Regions from separate parts of the Homo sapiens genome. Here region 1 is linked to region 2. The links are chromatin loops, found by intact Hi-C in ENCODE. Cell type or tissue: PC-9. All regions are shown on one strand. Each heading gives the region's core, and the rest is flanking DNA. Links, peaks and the distances in the headings are about the cores only.

Region 1 (9,589 bases), core at 614-8,613, 55 kb after region 2:
GCATAGGCAAGGACTTAATGTCTAAAACACCAAAAGCAATGGCAACAAAAGCCAAAATTGACAAATGGGATTTAATTAAACTAAAGAGCTTCTGCACAGCAAAAGAAACTACCATCAGAGTGAACAGGCAACCTACAGAATGGGAGAAAATTTTTGCAATCTACTCATCTGACAAAGGGCTAATATCCAGAATCTACAAAGAACTCAAAGAAATTTACAAGAAACAAAAACAACCCCATCAAAAAGTGGGTGAAGGATATGAACAGACACTTCTCAAAAGAAGACATTTATGCAGCCAACAGACACATGAAAAAATGCTCATCATCACTGGCCATCAGAAAAATGCAAATCAAAACCACAATGAGATACCATCTCACACCAGTTAGAATGGTGATCATTCAAAAGTCAGGAAAGGACAGGGGCTGGAGAAGATGTGGAGAAATAGGAACACTTTTACACTGTTGGTGGGACTGTAAACTGATTCAACCATTGTGGAAGACAGTGTAGTGATTCCTCAAGGATCTAGAACTAGAAATACCATTTGACCCAGCCATCCCATTACTGGGTATATACCCAAAGGATTATAAATCATGCTGCTATAAAGACACATGCACACGTATGTTTATTGCAGCACTATTCACAATAGCAAAGACTTGGAACCAACCCAAATGTCCATCAATAATAGACTGGATTAAGAAAATGTGGCACATATACACCATGGAATACTATGCATCCATGAAAAAGGATGAGTTCATGTCCATTGTAGGGACATGGATGAAGCTGGAAACCATCATTCTTAGCAAAGTATTGCAAGGACAGAAAATCAAACACCATATGTTCTCACTCATAGGTGGGAATTGAACAATGAGAACGCTGGACACAGGAAGGGGAACATCACACCCGGGGGCCTGTCGTGGGGTGGGGGGAGGGGGGAGGATAGCATTAGGAGATATACCTAATGTAAATGACAAGTTAATGGGTGCAGCACACCAACATGGCACATGTATACATATGTGACAAACCTGCACGTTATGCACATGTACCCTAGAACTTAAAGTATAATTTAAAAAAATCCTCTGTGCTCCACGTATTTATTCTTCTCCTCCCAACCCCTGGCAACTACTGATCATTTTACTGCTGCCTTTTCCAGAATGTCACATAGTTGGAATCATATAGTGTATAGCTTTTTCAGATTGATTTCCTTCACTTAGTCATAGGCATTTAAGTTTCCTCCACGTCTGTTCATGGCTTGCTAGCTCATTTCTTTTTAGCACTGAATAATATTTCATTGTCTGGATGAACTACAGTTGATTTATCCATTCACCTACTGAAGGACGTCTTGGTTGGTTCCCAGTTTTGGCAGTTATGAACAAAGCCACTATAAAATCTGTGTGCAGGTTTTTGTGTGTACGTAAGTTTTCAACTCCTTTGAGTAAATACCAAAGAGCACGACTGCTGGATAAAATGGTAAGAATATTTTTAATTTTGTAAGAAACTGCCAAACTGTCTTCCAAAGTGGCTGTATCATTTTGCATTCCCACAAAAATTCATTTGTGTTGTAACGAATGAGAGTTCCTGTCACTCCACAACTTCATCAACATTTGGTGTTGTCAGAGTTCTGGATTTTGTGGATTTGGGTCATTTAATAGGTGTATAGTGGTATCCCACCACTGTTTTAATCACATTTCTCTAATGATGTATGATGTCCTCTGTTGATGGACATTTGGGTTGTTCCCAGTTTGAGGATGGTACAAAAAGAAATGCTGAAAACATTCCTGCAGGTATTTTTGGTGGTCCTATGCACTCATTTTGCTTCAGTATACACATAGAAGTGTGAAACTGCTGTATCCAAAGATATGGATGTGTTCAGCTTTATGAAACTGTGCCAATTGGGTTTCCAAGGTAGTTGTACCAGTTTCCACTTATGCCTGGAGTTAGTCATATTTAAAAACTAGAAACATTTCTTTCATATTGAAATAACTCTGGGATTTGCATAATTCAAAGGAGGCCTGGTACGGCTTGTAACAATCTGAACCATGCTCCTTTTCAACAGAGAATTGTAAAATGGTATTAAAGGAGTATAATTTGTTCCCCTTGCTAATAGTAAAAGAGAAATGATTCACACAAAGACACAGAGAATAATGGAAGCCAGCATTCTTGAATCTGTCTTCCCTGTATTAAACTATTACCTAATTAACAGCATGCTGGGGTCGTACATTGGATTCTGGAGCCAACCTCCAGGGTGCACTGGAGTCTATTTGAGGATGGAGGGTGGGAGAAGGGAGAAGAGCAGAAAACATAACTATTGGGTACTGGGTTTAATACCTGAGTGATGAAATCTTCTGTCCAAGAAACCCCCATGACATGGGTTTACCTATGTAACAAACCTTCACATGGACCTTTGAACCTAAAATAAAGGGCCTTTATTACAAGGCCTTTATCACAAGGACCTTTGAACCTAAAAAAAAGTTTTTTTTTTTAAAGAAAAAACATTCTGCTAAAAATGTACAAATGTATGATACAATTGAATATTTGAATACAACTGAATATATTAAATAAGACATTTTGGCCAGGCACGGTGGCTCGCACCTGTAATCCCAGAACTTTGGGAGGCCAAGGTGGGCGGATCACTTGAGATTAGGAGTTCGAGACCAACCCATGCAACATGGTGATACTCTGTCTCTTTAAAAAAAAAAAAAAAAAAAAGAAAGAAATTTTTATTAATTTTCATATGTAAAAAGAGTAGGGTGGTCAGGCACGGTGGCTCACGCCTGTAATCCCAGCACTTTGGGAGGCTAAGGCAGCGGATCACAAGGTCAAGAAATCGAGATCATCCTGGCCAACATGGTGAAACCTCATCTCTACTAAAAATACAAAAATTAGCCGGGCGTGGTGGCATGCACCTGTAGTCCCAGCTACTCGGGAGGCTGAGACAGGAAAATTGCTTGAACCCAGGAGGCAGAGGTTGCAGTGAGCCGAGATAGGACCACTGCACTCTGAGCTGGCGACAGAGTGAGACTGCGTCTCAAGAAAAGAAAGAAAAAGAGTAGGGTAATTGTGATAAAAATAATTGTATCTTTTGGAGATACATGTCTAAATATCTAGAAGTGAAATGATACAATGTCTGGGATTTGCTTCAGTTCTATGGGTGGAGGGGGATGTCACTGAGTGGGATGTGGGGGGCAGGACCAGTCACCACTGATGGCAATTGAGGCTGGGCGATGGGTACTGTGGATTCACTCAACTCTGAACCATTTCTGTGTATCTTCAAAACTTTCCATGGTAAAGTTATTTTTAAAAGCTACTCTTAAAAAAAGATATAAAAAATCATGTAATCTATTTTAGAAAAATTTCCATCAAAATTGCTAAAATAAAATATGGCAATTGAGGAAGGAAAAAAGTAAGAAAAAAATGCAGGAAATATAGTAACATATTTTACAATAATGTCAATCCAAAATATTATTTAAGAAGATTTTGCTACATGACACGAGTAGGGAGTGATATTGTCAATTATCTGAAGTTGCCCATCTAGAAGTTATCAATAAGCTTATTTATCCATCATGAATTTGCTGGTAACCCACTGGGGGCAGGGCATCAGGAACCCCAGCCCGGGCAGGGAGACCTAGGCAGTGTCCTCATCGGCCTCCCCGCCTATGCCAGTGACCATACCACCAAGTCTCTCTGCGTCTGTTTTCTGCTCTGAACAGTGGAGCTCATGATGGCATTAGAGCAACACCCATTTTACTGTGTTGTGAGGAGTAAAGATCATAATGGACATAGGTGCTCTTGATTCATTTGGGAAAAAAGAGGGGCATGGGGCAGGGATTTGCTTGTGGAATAGTGCTCTGAGGGCAGGGAAAGCAGGTAGCTATTTTTATGGGAACCACACACAACCCTAATACTGTAGGAGTTGAAAGAACAAGCTTTTAGGATGGCTCCCAGCACTGCCCCTTGGGAGCTGTCTGCCTTGGGCACTCTTTGCCATAGGCGCTGTCTGTCGGTGCCCCAACGACGTCTTCATCCTGGAATTCAATCAGACCTCAAAGCCCCGTGGTGATAATCAAAAGTATCAATATGTGGCAAAGGTGTAGAAGAGTGATTGGCTTGTAGGAAGCACTTAAGGCAGGTGCACAATCAACTTTGTGATTACTACTAATATAATAAAGCAGCAGGTTGTTTACTCTGATGTCCCGTGGACCCCTTAAGTATTTCTGGAGCCAGGCCTATGTCTGCAAAATGATGAGTTCCTGCCCCAGAGAGCTACAGCATCTTTCTGTAAAACCATAATTGATTCAGACTGCACCTAACTAACCTAGCCAGAAAGTTGGAATTTCAAGATGACCAACTAGACCTTTAATAGTTCAGTGCTTTTATAGTTCATGTCCAGGGTCACATGTCACTGGGAAACAAACCTCCATCCTTCTGTCCTGTGAAATGGGTACTCATCCTCAAGGTGGTAGAAAGGAGAGGCTGCTTTCCACTCTGTTGATGTTGTTAAGTCCTTGCTTAAAGGGTAAGACTGGGAGGTCCCAGGAAGGCAGCCTGAACAATTTCTCTTCTCTCTGGGTTTGCCACAGACACTTCAGTGCCTGCCTTCCTGACAGTGGGATACGCCGGGTGATTCACCAGGTTCAGTCTGGGAGGAGGCGTGGAGGATCCTGCCTATCTTCTCAGACACGCAAAGTCCCAGGTTTTGTTTTCCGAGTCTTGGCGTCCCCAGCCAAAGTTCCTGGGTACTGGCTGCCACCCATGGGAGAGGGGAACACCCACCAGCTCCACCCCATAGGACATTGCTAGGGCCTTAGTCACCTAGAAAAGCCCTCCACGTATTTGCCTGGTTAATGCAACAATAGAAGGGTTACGCCCCAGCAACTTTGGTCTCCTCACTCGGTCACCTCAAGAAAGCCTCATCAAACCTTTGCCATGAAAGCACAATGCCAGAAACGCGGCTGCGTGCCTGGCTTAGCCATACTTGGGCTGCTCTTCATTCAAAAAGGCCTCTGGCAGCCTCTCCTGAAATCATTTGGGCTCGAGATGTCATTCCCTGGTCACACCTAGATTCTTAACTGATTTGTTAAGATTTATGAAGAAAGGCTCCATTCTCTTATTCACTTGGCAAATACTTTTTGGCTCCTGTTCAGAGGTGATTGCAAGAAGCACACGGAGAAGTCAGATGTGGTCTCCGGAGCTGTTCTGGCAGTTTTCACAAGGCCCAGGGGCAGGGTAGAGGTGCATGAGGCCGGGGTGAGTTCTTGGCCTGAAGATCTGAAGACATAGACAAGTTGAGGTACTGCTAACATCCCCTAGGGAGTCCCAGACTTTTGTGCCACCTGGGGTCAGGCAACAGGGAGTGGTAGGGCCTGCGGTAAACCAGAGAATGCACGGGCTTTCTAGAGAGCAGCCGCCCTCCCGAGTAGCTGACTGCTGCCTTGTGGAAATAAGTGCCCAGCTGAGCCAGATCTCTTGTTTTGTCAAGAGAAGCCAGGAATTTGGAGTTATTGTGAAATTTACGGTATTTCATGTTAACAACTAATTTTTTAAAAATTATATATACACATGGAAAGATGCTCAACATTGGTAATCATTAGGGAAAAACACACCAAAACTACAATGAAATACCACCTCACATCCATTAGGATGGCCATTATTTTTTTAAAAAAGAAAATAAGAAATGTTGGTGAGAATGTGGAAAAGTTGAAATCCTTGTGCCCTGTCAGTAGGAATGTAAAACGGTATAGCCACTGTGAAAAACAGTATGGCAGTTCTGCAAAAAATTAAAAATAGAACTACCATATGATCCAGCATTTCCACTTCTGGGTATACTTCCAAAAGAACTGAAAGCAGGGATACTAACAGATATTTATACACCTCTGTTTGTAGCAGCGTTATTCATAATAGCCAAACTGTACCAGGAACCCAAGTGTCCATCAGTAGGTGAATGGATTAGCAAAATGTGATATACGTGAGTGTATACAATGAGACATTATTTAGCCTTAAAAAGGAAGGAAATTCTGACAGTGTTACAACGTGGATGGGTCTTGAAGACATCATGCTAAGTGATGTAAGCCAGTCACAAGAAGACAAATGCTGCATGATTCCGCTTCTATGAGGTACCCAGAATTGTCAAAGTCACAGAGACAGAAAATAGAATGGTGGGTTGCCAGGAGCTGGGAGAGAAGAGAATGGAGAATTAGCATTTAATGGATATAGTTTCTGTTTTGCAAGATAAAAAGAGCTCTGGAGATGGTTGTACAACATTATGAATGTATTTAATGCCACTCAACTATACACTCAAAATGGATAAAATGGTGAATTCTATGTTATGTGTATTTTACCACAATAAAAAAAAATGGGAACAAAATTGTAAGTACAGCACAATTCAAACAAAATTTGTCTTTGGGTCCTGTGGGGCCCGAGGCTGCTAGCTTGTCCTTCTGCCCTACTGGTCTTCTGCGAGAGCCCATGGCCGTTCCACATTCTGGCCTAACTCCACTCTGCGTAGTCTTGGGAGCTGGACACACCTAGGTTTGAATCCTGGCTCTGCTCCTTAGTAGTCATGAGATGCTGAATTCTTCTCTACCAATGGGTCTGGGATTATAAAAGCTTTGTCTCTGAGAATATTTGTTTCCTACCAGAAGGCTCTGAAGGAAACAAATCTACTAGATTCACGACCTGGACAGAGCATCCATTGCCAATGTGAATAAACTCTGTGTGAAACTAAAGCAGAGCTCAGCTCCTGGCTGTGAGGACGAGTTCCCAGCACACTGATTTGAAGTGGTACTTCAGAACTATAAACTCTCTTTGACCTCATGCTTAACATTTTAAGAAGAGGGCAGCAAAATCGCCAAGGTATGCTGAGAGCAAGTGTTCATGTGCACCCAGCCAAACATTGTGAAGAAAAGGAGTAGGGAGAGGACATATTCACAAAACAATTTTTTTTTTTAAGAGACAGAGTCTTACTCTGTCACCAGGCTGGAGTGTGATGGTGCAATCATGGCTCACTGCAGCCTCAAATTCCTGGGCTCCAGCAATCCTCCCACCTCAGCCTCCCGAGTAGCTAAGACTATAGGCGTGTGCTACCATGCCTGGCTAATTTTAAAATATATACAGATTATAGAGGTAGGGTCTCACTATGTTGCTCAGGCTGGTCTTGAACTCCTGGCCTGAAGTAATCCTCCTGCCTTGGCCTCCCAAAGTGTTGGGATTTAAGGTGTGAGCAAACACGCCCAGCCATTTTTTAAATAATGTAATTTCCCCCACAATTTCCCTGTAGAGTTTGAAATTTTTGTTGACTGTTTTGTCTGAGGGATTCCAATGGACTTGCTTTTTCTTATGGTATAAAATGTAGCAAAAGTAAATTAGAATTTTTGAGTTATATTCTTAAAATTTGCCACCTTTCCTTGGACAGGTACTAGAGATTTGAAAACAAATAAACTGTGCCAGGCCCCTGTCTGCAAGGAGCCGACATTGTAGAGGAGAAGACAGAGTGTGCTTAAGCGTAGTTTGCTAACTTCTGAGTGTGAAAATTGATTATACAAATTGGGTCATTCTTGTCATACCCAACAAAAACAGAGTTGAGAAGCCAGAAGGGAAAAGCACTTGCGGCATATAGCATTGCTCCAAAAATTTAATTCTCTCCAAGTCCAGCAGCTAAAGCTGCCTGTGGTAACCTAAGACCAGCTTTACCCAATAGCTGCTGAAACAAGACCAGCCTTGGACCAGCTTTACCCAATAGCTGCTACAGCTCAAAGACTAATTTTACCCAGGCCTGTGGCTCACCAACTGGAGCTTTCCAGCTCCCCACAACTTTACTAATACCCATGAACTTTCTTTCAAGACCACAGGCAACATTTCTTTTTAAAAATAAAACCCCCAACTTTCTCTTTGTTCTTCAGACACACCAAAGAGTACCTAGTCTATGTGTACGCCCCAAATTGCAATTCTTGTATCCCAAATAAAACGTTAAATTTAGAGACTCATCTCTACATTTTTATTAGACTATGGCATGGACAAGAGGGTGCAACAAGAGTACCCTGCTGGGCACAGTGGCTCATGCCTGTAATCCCAGCACTTTGGGAGGCTGAGGCAGTTGGATCACCTGAGGTCAGGAGTTCAAGATCTGCTTAGCCAACATGGTGAAACCCTGTCTCTACTAAAAATACAAAAATTAGCTGGGTGTGGTGGCACACACCTGTAATCCCAGCTACTCAGGAGGCTGAGGCAGGAGAATCACTTGAACCCAAGAGACGGAGTTTGCAGCCGAGATAGTGCCACTACACTCTAGCCTGGGAGACAGAGTGAGACTCCGTCTCAAAAAAAAGAAGAAAAAAAAGGCACTAAGAGTACCTAGGATAGGTAAGCAACTCAGCTAGATAGGAGAGGCCAGGGAAGTGGCCTGCTGGAGAGGAGATCAGAGTTGAAAAATAAGGCTGACCAGGAGTTAGCCAGAGTAAGTGGGAGTGGGGAGATGGAGGAGCCCACAGAGGTGGAGCTCACCTGTTTGCCTGTGATGTAAGGCCTAGAATTTCGTTCAATATTAAGTGCTGCTTTGACATCTGGTCAAACTGAGAGAGCCTAGAATGCTCTAACCACAAATTCCCCTCCCTTCTGCTCTCTTGGATAAGATCCCCTAGCCAAACACGGTGCAGTTCCTGCTTATCTCTGAGCAGTGGGTGTCAGTCAGTTCCCTGTCAGCCTGAGAAATTATTCAAACAAGCCCATCATATTCTGCTGCAGGAATCAGGAATCACCCTACCCTTTTGATAGCACAAAGCCTGACTCCAGACCCTGGCTATTCACTCTGTTCCCAAGTGTAGCCCCTGTGGCCCTGCGTGCTATGCTGTGTTCTGATCCAGAATGTGAGTTATAAACTGCCGTCATCTCATCTGTCCAGTGTGAGGTGTCCTGTGTTTGGCCATCCCCATAACCCTGGAACAGGAATCCCTTTCTCACCAGCAGGATGAATAGCAGGTGATTAAAACAATCCCTGTAAGGGGTCTGTGTGCAAAGCCATCAATCAGCATTGCTCAAGGATCCCCTGAGGTTGGGAGCAACAGGATGGCTGCTAAGGAAGTGGTCAGAGACCAGCCCCGGAAAGTTTTAGTCCCTTTTAACCAGCCATTGCAGATCATAGTGGCGGGAGCCCCTGGGGGGTGTCGAGCAGGGGTTAGCCCCCTGGCCAGATCTGAGTTGTTGTTTTATTTTATTTTATTTATTTATTTGTTTATTTTACTTTAAGTTCTAGGGTACATGTGCACAACGTGCAGGTTTGTTACATATGTATACATGTGCCATGTTGGTGTGCTGCACCCATTAACTCGTCATTTACATTAGGTATATCTCCTAATGCTATCCCTCCCCACTCTCCAGATCTGAGTTTTAAATAGATGGTTCTGGCCAGTGTGTGGGCTGGGTTTGAAGGGGATGAGACTAAAAGGAGCAAGTCTGATTAGGGAGTCACTGCAGGTGCCCAGGTAAGAGACGATAGGACCTCAACTAGGACCAGAAATGGAGGGGTAGAGAGAGAAGGTGAGCCTTGGAAGGTGTTTATAATGCAGAAAATATAATTGGGTTGGCCCCACTTCTTCAA
Region 2 (9,589 bases), core at 755-8,754:
CACATTACATTTATTGTGCACTTTATTTCTATTATTATTACATTGAAATATCTAATGAAATAATTATAAAAGTCACCATAATGTAGAATCAGTGGGAGCCCTAAGCTTGTTGTTTTGCAGCTAGGTGGTCCCATCTTGGGGTGATGGGAGACAGTGACAGATCATAGGGCATTAAATTCTCATAAGGAGTGCACAACCTAGATCCCTTAAATATGCAGTCCACAATAGGGTTCACATTCCTGTGAGAATCTAATGCCACTGCTGATCTGACTGGAGGTGGAGCTCAGGTGATAATGCGAGTGATGGGGAGCGGCTATAAATACAGATGAAGCTTTGCTCACTTGCCCTCTGCTCACCTCCTGCTGTGCAGCCCCGTTCCTAACAGGCCACAGACCAGTACTGGTTCATGGTCTGGGGGTTTCAGACCCCTAGTTTAGAGCTTTCCTGCCACTTAAAAACACATGACTTGAAAAAATGTCTTTTGGATTCATGTTTCATTCACATTTTCACAATTATCAACGTTACATTTGTCCATTAGAAAAAAGATGGACTGCTGCTCCCTCCCCCTCCCCCTCTCCCTCTACCCACGGTCTCCCTCTCCCTCTCTTTCCACGGTCTCCCTCTGATGCCCAGCCGAAGCTGGACTGTACTGCTGCCATCTCGGCTCACTGCAACCTCCCTGCCTGATTCTCCTGCCTCAGCCTGCCGAGTGCCTGCGATTGCAGGCCCGCGCCGCCATGCCTGACTGGTTTTCATATTTTTTTGGTGGAGACGGGGTTTTGCTGTGTTGGCCGGGCTGGTCTCCAGCTCCTAACTGCGAGTGATCCACCAGCCTCGGCCTCCCGAGGTGCCGGGATTGCAGACGGAGTCTCGTTCACTCAGTGCTCAATGGTGCCCAGGCTGGAGTGCAGTGGCGTGATCTCGGCTCGCTACAACCCCCACCTCCCAGCCGCCTGCCTTGGCCTCCCAAAGTGCCAAGATTGCAGCCTCTGCCCGGCTGCCACCCCGTCTGGGAAGTGAGGAGCGCCTCTTCCCGGCCGCCATCCCATCTAGGAAGTGAGGAGCATCTCTGCCCGGCCGCCCATCATCTGAGATGTGGGGAGCGCCTCTGCCCCGCCGCCCCGTCTGGGATGTGAGGAGCGCCTCTGCCCGGCCGCGACCCCGTCTGGGAGGTGAGGAGCGCCTCTGCCCGGCCGCGACCCCGTCTGGGAGGTGAGGAGCGCCTCTGCCCGGCCGTGACCCCATCTGGGAGGTGAGGAGCCCCTCCGCCCGGCAGCCGCCCCGTCTGGGAAGTGAGGAGCGTCTCCGCCCGGCAGCCACCCCGTCCGGGAGGGAGGTGGGGGTCAGCCCCCACCCGGCCAAACACCCCGTCTGGGAGGGAGGTGGGGGGGTCAGCCCCCGCCCGGCCAGCCGCCCCGTCCGGGAGGGAGGTGGGGGGCTCCTCTGCCCGGCCAGCCGCCCTGTCCGGGAGGTGGGGGGCGCCTCTGCCCGGCCACCCCTTCTGGGAAGTGAGGAGCCCCTCTGCCCGGCCACCACCCCGTGTGGGAGGTGTACCCAACAGCTCATTGAGGACGGGCCATGATGACGACGGCGGTTTTGTGGAATAGAAAAGGGGGAAGGGTGGGGAAAAGATTGAGAAATCGGATGGTTGCTCTGTCTGTGTAGAAAGAAGTAGACATGGGAGACTTTTCATTTTGTTCTGTACTAAGAAAAATTCTTCTGCCTTGGGATCCTGTTGATCTGTGACCTTACCCCCAACCCTGTGCTCTCTGAAACATGTACTGTGTCCACTCAGGGTTAAATGGATTAAGGGCGGTGCAAGATGTGCTTTGTTAAACAGATGCTTGAAGGCAGCATGCTCGTTAAGAGTCATCACCACTCCCTAATCTCAAGTACCCAGGGACACAAACACTGCGGAAGGCCGCAGGGTCCTCTGCCTAGGAAAACCAGAGACCTTTGTTCACTTGTTTATCTGCTGACCTTCCCTCCACTATTGTCCTATGACCCTGCCAAATCCCCCTCTGCAAGAAACACCCAAGAATGATCAATAAAAAAAAAAGAAAAAAGATGGACTGCTAAGACTCTTCTAATTTCAACTCTTAGAAATTTTCAGATTTTAAAGAAAGGAAGGTTAAATCTAAACAATTTTTTAAATTTACTTATTTATTTTTGAGACAGCATCTCACTCTGTCGCCCAGTCTGGAGTTCAGTGGTGCCATCTCACTGCAGCCTCCTTCTCCAGGTGCAAGTGATTTTCGTACCTCAGCCTCCTGAGTAGCTGGGATTACAGGCGCATGCCACCACACCCGGCTAATCTTTTTGTATTTTTAGTAGAGACAGGGTTCACCATGTTGGCCAGGCTGGTCTCGAACTCCCGACCTCAGGTAATCCACCCACCTCGGCCTCCCAAAATGCTAGATTACAGGCGTGAGCCTCCGCACCCAGCCAGGAAGATTAAATATTTTATCACCTACTTTTGTCAATGTTTCTCATTGGTTACAGTCAGGAACTAGAAGAGAGAATTGTTAAAAACTTGTGATTAGGAATTGTATGCAACCATTTCAAGGGTAATATCTGATATTTTTTAAATGTCCATGAAAACCAGATCAAGTTTCTCATTAAAATATGTGAAGAGATTTTATTTGAAAATGATATATAAATTCAATATTTAGTACATTTTTTTACTTTATCTCTCCTAAGAATGTGAAAATGATTTTCTTCACTAAGCTCCAAGTGCATGCGTTCATCCCTCTGGAGTGTCCAGTATGTGGCACAGATACTCTTTTATTTGTGCTCCATGACTCAGGGAGAATGCTGACTGGCCACCTCTGCCATCCAGTCACAGCCAAAGGACGTTCTCAGAGCCACTGTCTCAGCAACTCCATGAGGTGGTCCTGTAATTGCCTCTATTTTATGAGGAGAAAAGGGAGGCTTGAGAGGTAAAGAAACTCCCCAAGGATGCGCAGATAGTAAAGTAGGGCTAATGGTTAGAGAGTAATGCCATGGCTAGGCCACAGATGGAAGGGATTGCAATGGAATATAAGGGAATATTCTGTGTTCTTTTTTTTTTTTTTGAGAGAGAGTGTCTCGATCTGTCACCCAGGCTGGAGTGCAATGGCGCCATCTCAGCTCACTGTAACCCCTGCCTCCGAGGTTCAAGCAATTCTGCTTCAGCCTCCCAAGTAGCTAGGATTACAAGCGCCTGCCACTACACCCGGCTAATTTTTTATTTTATTTTATTTTATTTTTGAGACTGAGTCTTGCACTGTTGTCTGGGCTGAAGTGCAGTGGCACGATCTTGGCTCACTGCAACCTCCACCTCCTGGGTTCAAGCAATTCTCCTGCCTCAGCCTCCCAAGTAGCTGGGATTACAGGCACCCGCCACCATGCTTGGCTAATTTTTTTTGTATTTTTAGTAGAGATGGAGTTTCACTATGCTGGTCAGGCTGGTCTCGAACTCCTGACCTCGTTATCCACCCGCCTTGGCCTCCCAAAGTTCTGGGATTATAGGCGACAGCCACCGCACCCGGCCTAATTTTTTGTATTTTTAGTAAAGATGGGGTTTTGCCATGTTGGCTGTGGCTGGTCTCAAACTTCTGACCTCAGGTGATCAGCCCACCTCAGCCTCCCAAAGTGCTGGGATTACAGGCATAAGCCACCGCGCCCAGCCTACTGTGTGTTTTTTTTTTTTTTTTTTTTTTTTTTTTTTTTGAGACGGAGTCTCACTCTGTCACCCAGGCTGGAGTGCAGTGGTGCAATCTCGGCTCACTGCAAGCTCTGCCTCCCGGGTTCACTCCATTCTCCTGCTTCAGCCTCCCGAGTAGCTGGGACTACAGGTGCCCGCCACCACGCCCGGCTAATTTTTTTGTATTTTTAGTAGAGACAGGTTTCACTGTATTAGCCAGGATGGTCTCGATCTCCTGACCTCGTGATCCTCCGTCCTCAGCCTCCCAAAGTGCTGGGATTACAGGCGTGAGCCATCACGCCCGGCAGCTATTTGTTTTTAAAGACAGATCTAGCTTTAAAAATGGAAGCAACTTGATCAAAATTCTGTTACAAAATTTTTGAAACCATTGAAGTTTAATGTTAGATAAAAAATTAAATTTAGAGAACTACGTGAGAGGCCACGTGCTGATGCCTCCCCACATTATATTTTGCTCGGCAAATAATAATGCCTTTATTTGCTAAAATGCTAGCTTGTGTCAGTGTCTGCAATGGCTTTTCTGTGCAGGAGTAGGTGCTGTTGTCTGCATTAACCAGGTTTTGGACTCCCTGGGAGCTGAGGCAGCTTTTGTCCTCCCCAGCACTTGGCTGAGGCCTGGGCACATAGAGACGCTCAGTTGCCAAGATCCCCAAAGCAGTGACGGCTTGCCTCCGGAGAACAAGTCCTCTGGACAGCTTACCGCTTTCCTCCCCTTCCCAGAGAGCTAAACCAGTGCTTCCCAGCCTTGCCCTGCAAAAACCCCAACACAGAAGGAGGCACCAGCTATGACCTGGCAAGAACTCACATCCTTTGAGGTTTCATTGTTAAAAATTGCAGCTATGGGCCGGGCGCTGTGACTCACACCTGTAATCCCAGCACTTTGGGATGCCGAGGAGGGAGGATCACCTGATGTCAGGAGTCAGACCAGTCTGACCAACATGGTGAAACCCTGTCCTGACTAAAAATGCAAAAATTAGCTGGGCGTGGTGGTGCACGCCTGTAATTGCAGCTACTCAGGAGGCTGAGATAAGAGAATTGCTTGAACCTGGCAGGTGGAGGTTGCAGTGAGCCGAGATTGTGCCACTGCACTCCAGCCTGGGCAGCAGAGTGAGACTCCGTCTCAAAAAAACAAAAAAAATTACAGGTATGTTATATTCTGCTCTTTAAGTATATCTGATTGTTTTAATATTAAAATGGATTTTTTCACTCCAAAGCTTTGGGTAGAATTGAAACCCTAAGAAGATGGGCAGTTTTAGCTTATGGTTTGGGACACTCTATGAGCCTCCAGAGAGAGAGAGTGTGCGCACAAGCACACACACAAATGTGCACTATCAATCTGAAATTTCATTCTTTTCCTCTTAATGAATAATCAAGGAGTTCAAGACACACTTGTTTTCACTTTGACACTATAATTCGTTTCATTTTGAGAAAGAGAATTTTGAGTTGAAGATAAATGACAGTTGAAAAGCAAACGTGCTACTAATATGTTCACATTTGCCCAAAATGTCTAGTATTCCAGTTAAACTGAATATTGCTAAAGGTTCAATTAAATGAAAAGATATGTCCAGTGAAGGACATTAGGCTCCAAGTGGGATAAAAAGAAAAAGCCTGATCTTAGAAGGTCTTGAGGAAGCAAGGATTGTTGGCAACATGGGCCCTTGAGATTAAGCCTTAGGCTATGGCCTCATGCCTCTGAGTACAGTAGTTGCTTACCACTGAGGAGCAGACACTACTCAGCTCTTGCAGAGCCAGTGCTAGGCTGGGCTTGGTAAAAACAGCAAAGGTCACAAAGCATTAAGCAGACAATATTAGGTGCTAAAAATACAAAAATAACGGAAGCTCCCATTTCTGAACTCCTCTTTCTCCAGCAGCCCTATGAGGTGGTCCTGTAATTGCCTCTATTTTATGAAGAGAAAACTGAGGCTTCAGAGGTTAAGTAACTCCCCAAGGATGCACAGATAGTAAGCAGAAGATAGCATCTAAGTCCAGGCTAGAATGGGCCTCTCAGCCAGCCCCCTCCTTGTCTGCAGAAGTGAGTAAGATGTAGGAGGAAAATCATCCAAGGCCAAAGAGGCCCTTGAACCCTGGATAGGGACTCATGATTCAGAGCCCAGCCATATACTTCCCATTCACTTTGCTGGTGGGACCTCTAACTTCTTGTTTAGATATTTGATTGCTGGTCTCCCAAGTCAAGTTTCTTAATCTGAGGTGGTTGTATGCAAAGGCAAGTGTATATGAGTATGAGAGTATGAATGTATTTCTGGGGAGAGGGCCTGAAGCTTTATCAGATCTTCAAAGGGGTATGTGAGACAAATAGTAGTAATTAGCCCTGTTTAGATGCAGACTCGAGGCCGGGCGTGGTGGCTCACACCTGTAATCCCAGCACTTTGGGAGGCCAAGATGGGCAGATCACCAGAGGTCAGGAGTTCAAGACCAGCTTGGCCAACATGGTGAAACCCCATGTCTACTAAAAATACAAAAATTTGCCAGGCATGGTGGTGGTTGCCTGTAATCCCAGCTCCTCCTTGGGAGGCTGAGGCAGGAGAATCATTTGAACCAGGGAGGCGGAGGTTGCAGTGAGCCAAGACTGTGCCACTGTACTCCAGCCTGGGCAACAGAATGAGACTGTGTCGCCAAAGAACAAAACAAAACAAAAAACAGATGCAGACTCAAGGAAGAAACTTTCTAGAGCCAGCTGGGTAGTTGGGATAAAGGTACAAAGGGAACGACTCACCAAACAAATTTAAAATGTTTATTTTAAATTTTGACATAATATCAGGCTTAAGGAAAAGTTGCAAAAGAGAACAAAGAATTTCCAGATACTCTTTACCCCAGTTCTGTAAATGTTAATATTTTATACATTTGCCTCTCCCTCCTCTCTTTCTCACACATGCACACTCACTCATACACACAGACACTTTTTTTTTCTGGACAAGTTAAAAGTAAGTTGCAGATATCATGCTCATTTTACCCTTAATATTTTGGTGTGTATTTCTAAAAGCAAGGAATGTTCTTACCTAACCACAGTACAATGATCAAAATCAGGGAAATCAGTGTTAATATGCTGTTATCCAATCTATAAATCAAATTCAGATTTCACTAATTGTCCTACTACTGCCCTTTATGGCAAAAGAATATCCAAGATCCAGTGTTGCATTCAGTGGCCATGCTGCTTTAATCTATAATCAGGAACTGTTCCTGAGTCTTTTTTGACATTGACATTTTGAAGAGTACTTGGCTAATTTGTAGAATGTCCCTGAATTTGGGTATGTTCGCTGTTTCCTCATGCTTGTTGAAATTTGTTTTTGTGACCTAACATATGATCTATCCTGGAGAAAGGTTCATATGCTGAAGTGAAGAATGTGTGTTCTACAGCAGTTAGATGAAATGTTCTGTAAATATCTGTTAGGTCCATTTGGTTTAGAGTGCAGTATAAGTCCGAAGTTTCTTTGTTGATTTTCTTTGTAGATGACCTCTCCACTGAGTGAAGGGTGGTGAAGTCCCCAACTATTATTATATTGGAGCCTATCTCTCCTTTTTATTTTCTCAAAATGCATTTTCAGACCAATGGAACTTATCTCTTAAGCTCTAATGATATTTATTTTATATCTCTAGGTTCTCTGGTGTTGGATGCATATATATTTATAATTGTTATATCCTCTTGCTGAATTGATCCCTTTATCATTTATATAATGGCCTTCTTTGTCTCCTTTTATGGTTTTTGACTTAAAGTTTATTTTGTCTGATATAAGAATAGCTACTCTTGCATGCTTTTGGTTTCCATTTGTGTGGAATGTCTTTCCATTCCTTCACATTCAGTCTTTGTGTCTTTTCAGGTGAAGCGAGTTTCTTGAGGGCAGCATATAGCCAAGTCTTGACTTTTTTTTTTAAATCCATTTAGCCAGTCTATATATTTGATTTATTTATTTATTATTTTTTTGAGATGGAGTTTCGCTCTTGTTGCCCAGGCTGGAGTGCAATGGCACGATCTCAGCTCACTGTAAACTCTGCCTCCCACATTCAAGCAATTCTCCTGCCTCAGAATGTTGGCAAGTAGCTGGGATTACAGGCATGCACCACCTCACCCAGCTAATTTTGTATTTTTAGTAGAGATGGGGTTTCACCATGTTGGTCAGGCTGGTCTCAAACTCCTGACCTCAAGTGATCCGCCTGCCTCTGCCTGCCAAAGTGCTGGGATTACAGGCATAAGCCACCATGCCCAGGCAGTCTATATTTTTAAATTGGGAAATTTAAGCCATTTGTCTTCAAGGTTATTGTTGATAGTAGGTGAGAACTTACTCCTGTCATTTTGTTAATTGTTTTTTGATTGGTTTGTATATCCTTTGTCCCTTTCTCCTTCTCTTGTTGCTTATCTTTGTGATTTGGTGGTTTTCTGTAGTAATCATGTTTGATTCTTTTTTTATTTCCTTTCACTTGTGTATCTGCTGTACCAGCAAATTTTGGACTTTCATGTGTTTTTATGATGATAGGTATTGTCTTTTCACTTCCAGATATAGGATTCCCTTAAGCATTCCTTGTAGAATTGGTCTAGTGGTGATGAATACCCTCCATTTTTCTTGTGTGGGAAAGACTACTACTCCTTTATTTCTGAAGGATAGCTTTGCTGGGTATATTACCCATGGTTGGCAGGTTTTTTCTTTTAGCACATGGAATATATCATCCCATTCTCTCCTGGACTGTAATGTTTCTGCTAAGAAATCTGCTGTTAGTCTGAAGGGGCTAATATGTGACTTGATGCTTTTTTGTTGCTGTTTTTTTAGCATTTTCTCTGTCTTTGACATTTGATAATTTCACTGTAATGTGCCTGAGAGAGGATATTTTTGGGTTGAATCTATTTGAGGATCTTTGAGTTTCCTGTGTCTGAATGTCTATATCTCTTCCAAGACTTGTGAAGTTTTTGACTATTTCATTAAATTGGTTCTCTTTGCCTTTCCTCATTTCTTCTCCTTCTGGAACTCCCAAAATTCAAGTATTTGTCTGCTTGATGTTTTCTCATATATCATGTAAGCTTTCTTCATTAACATTTCTTTTTTTTCCTTTATTTTTCTTTCTTTTTGACTGACAAGTTATTTCAAAAGACTTGTCTTCAAGTTTAGAAATTCTTTCTTCAGCTTGATCTAGTCCATTTTTGAAGATCTTATATTTTTTAATTTCATTTATTGAATTATTCATTTCCAGGATATATGTTTGCTTCTTTTTATATGTATATATCTGTCTATCTGTTTAATTTCCCATTCAGATTGTGAATTGCTTTTCTGATATCTTTGTTTTGTCACCCGTGTTCTCTTGCAATCTCCATGTGTTCCTTGAGATCTTTATTTTGAAATCCTTTTCAAGCATTTAATAAATTTTCTTTTCTTTGCGTTCTGTTACTAGAGAATTATTTGTGTGTGTGTGTGTGTGTCTCTGTGTGTGTGTGTGTGTGTGTTTGGAGGTGGTGTGTTTCCTTGCTTTTTCATGTTTCTTGTGTTTTTATGTTGATAGCTGTACATCTGATGTAACAGATGCTTCTTCCAATTTTATGGAGTAGCTCTCATAGGGAATTACTTTTTCCTGTAGATGTATCTGTAGTGTCAGTGGGTAGGGTATTTTGCCTTTAGTTCTGGGTGGGTACCATAGTGTAGTCTTCATATTATTTATTTGACCGTATCAATGCCAGTGGTATCTGTGAATGCCCCAGTGGCTTTGGCTACAATTTGTGAGGTTGTGGTGAGACTTTGCTGGGGACTGGGGTGACCAGTAGCTAGGCTGGCTGGTCCTCAGGCCCTTGGGCAAGGTACATGGGCAGTAGAGCCCCTGGTGGGTCAGTCCTCAGGCCCCCAGGTGGTGGGGAACATGGGTGGCAGTGGCAGCAGGCCTGGTAGG

Evidence for each region. Peaks named below come from ENCODE experiments on the same cell type or tissue, not always from the same donor. Only the 100,000 strongest peaks of a DNase experiment are listed, where the experiment ranks them.
Region 1: it touches region 2 in a loop (8-fold over the local background); 5 of 110 quality-filtered maps call a loop at or near these places.

The regions. Positions count from the first base shown.
Region 1 is chr20:18,248,012-18,257,600 of GRCh38, forward strand. No RefSeq gene overlaps it. Among named protein-coding and RNA genes, the nearest start is that of ZNF133, 36 kb to the right of the region's middle. RefSeq lists an enhancer at 4,238-5,437. In PC-9, for the core only: no CTCF peak of the experiment used is centred there; a DNase peak (open chromatin) is centred at 4,930; H3K4me3 peaks cover 2,224 bases; H3K27ac peaks cover 4,224 bases.
Region 2 is chr20:18,193,324-18,202,912 of GRCh38, forward strand. No RefSeq gene overlaps it. Among named protein-coding and RNA genes, the nearest start is that of PET117, 60 kb to the left of the region's middle. In PC-9, for the core only: a CTCF peak has its summit at 4,211; a DNase peak (open chromatin) is centred at 4,568; H3K4me3 peaks cover 511 bases; H3K27ac peaks cover 2,585 bases.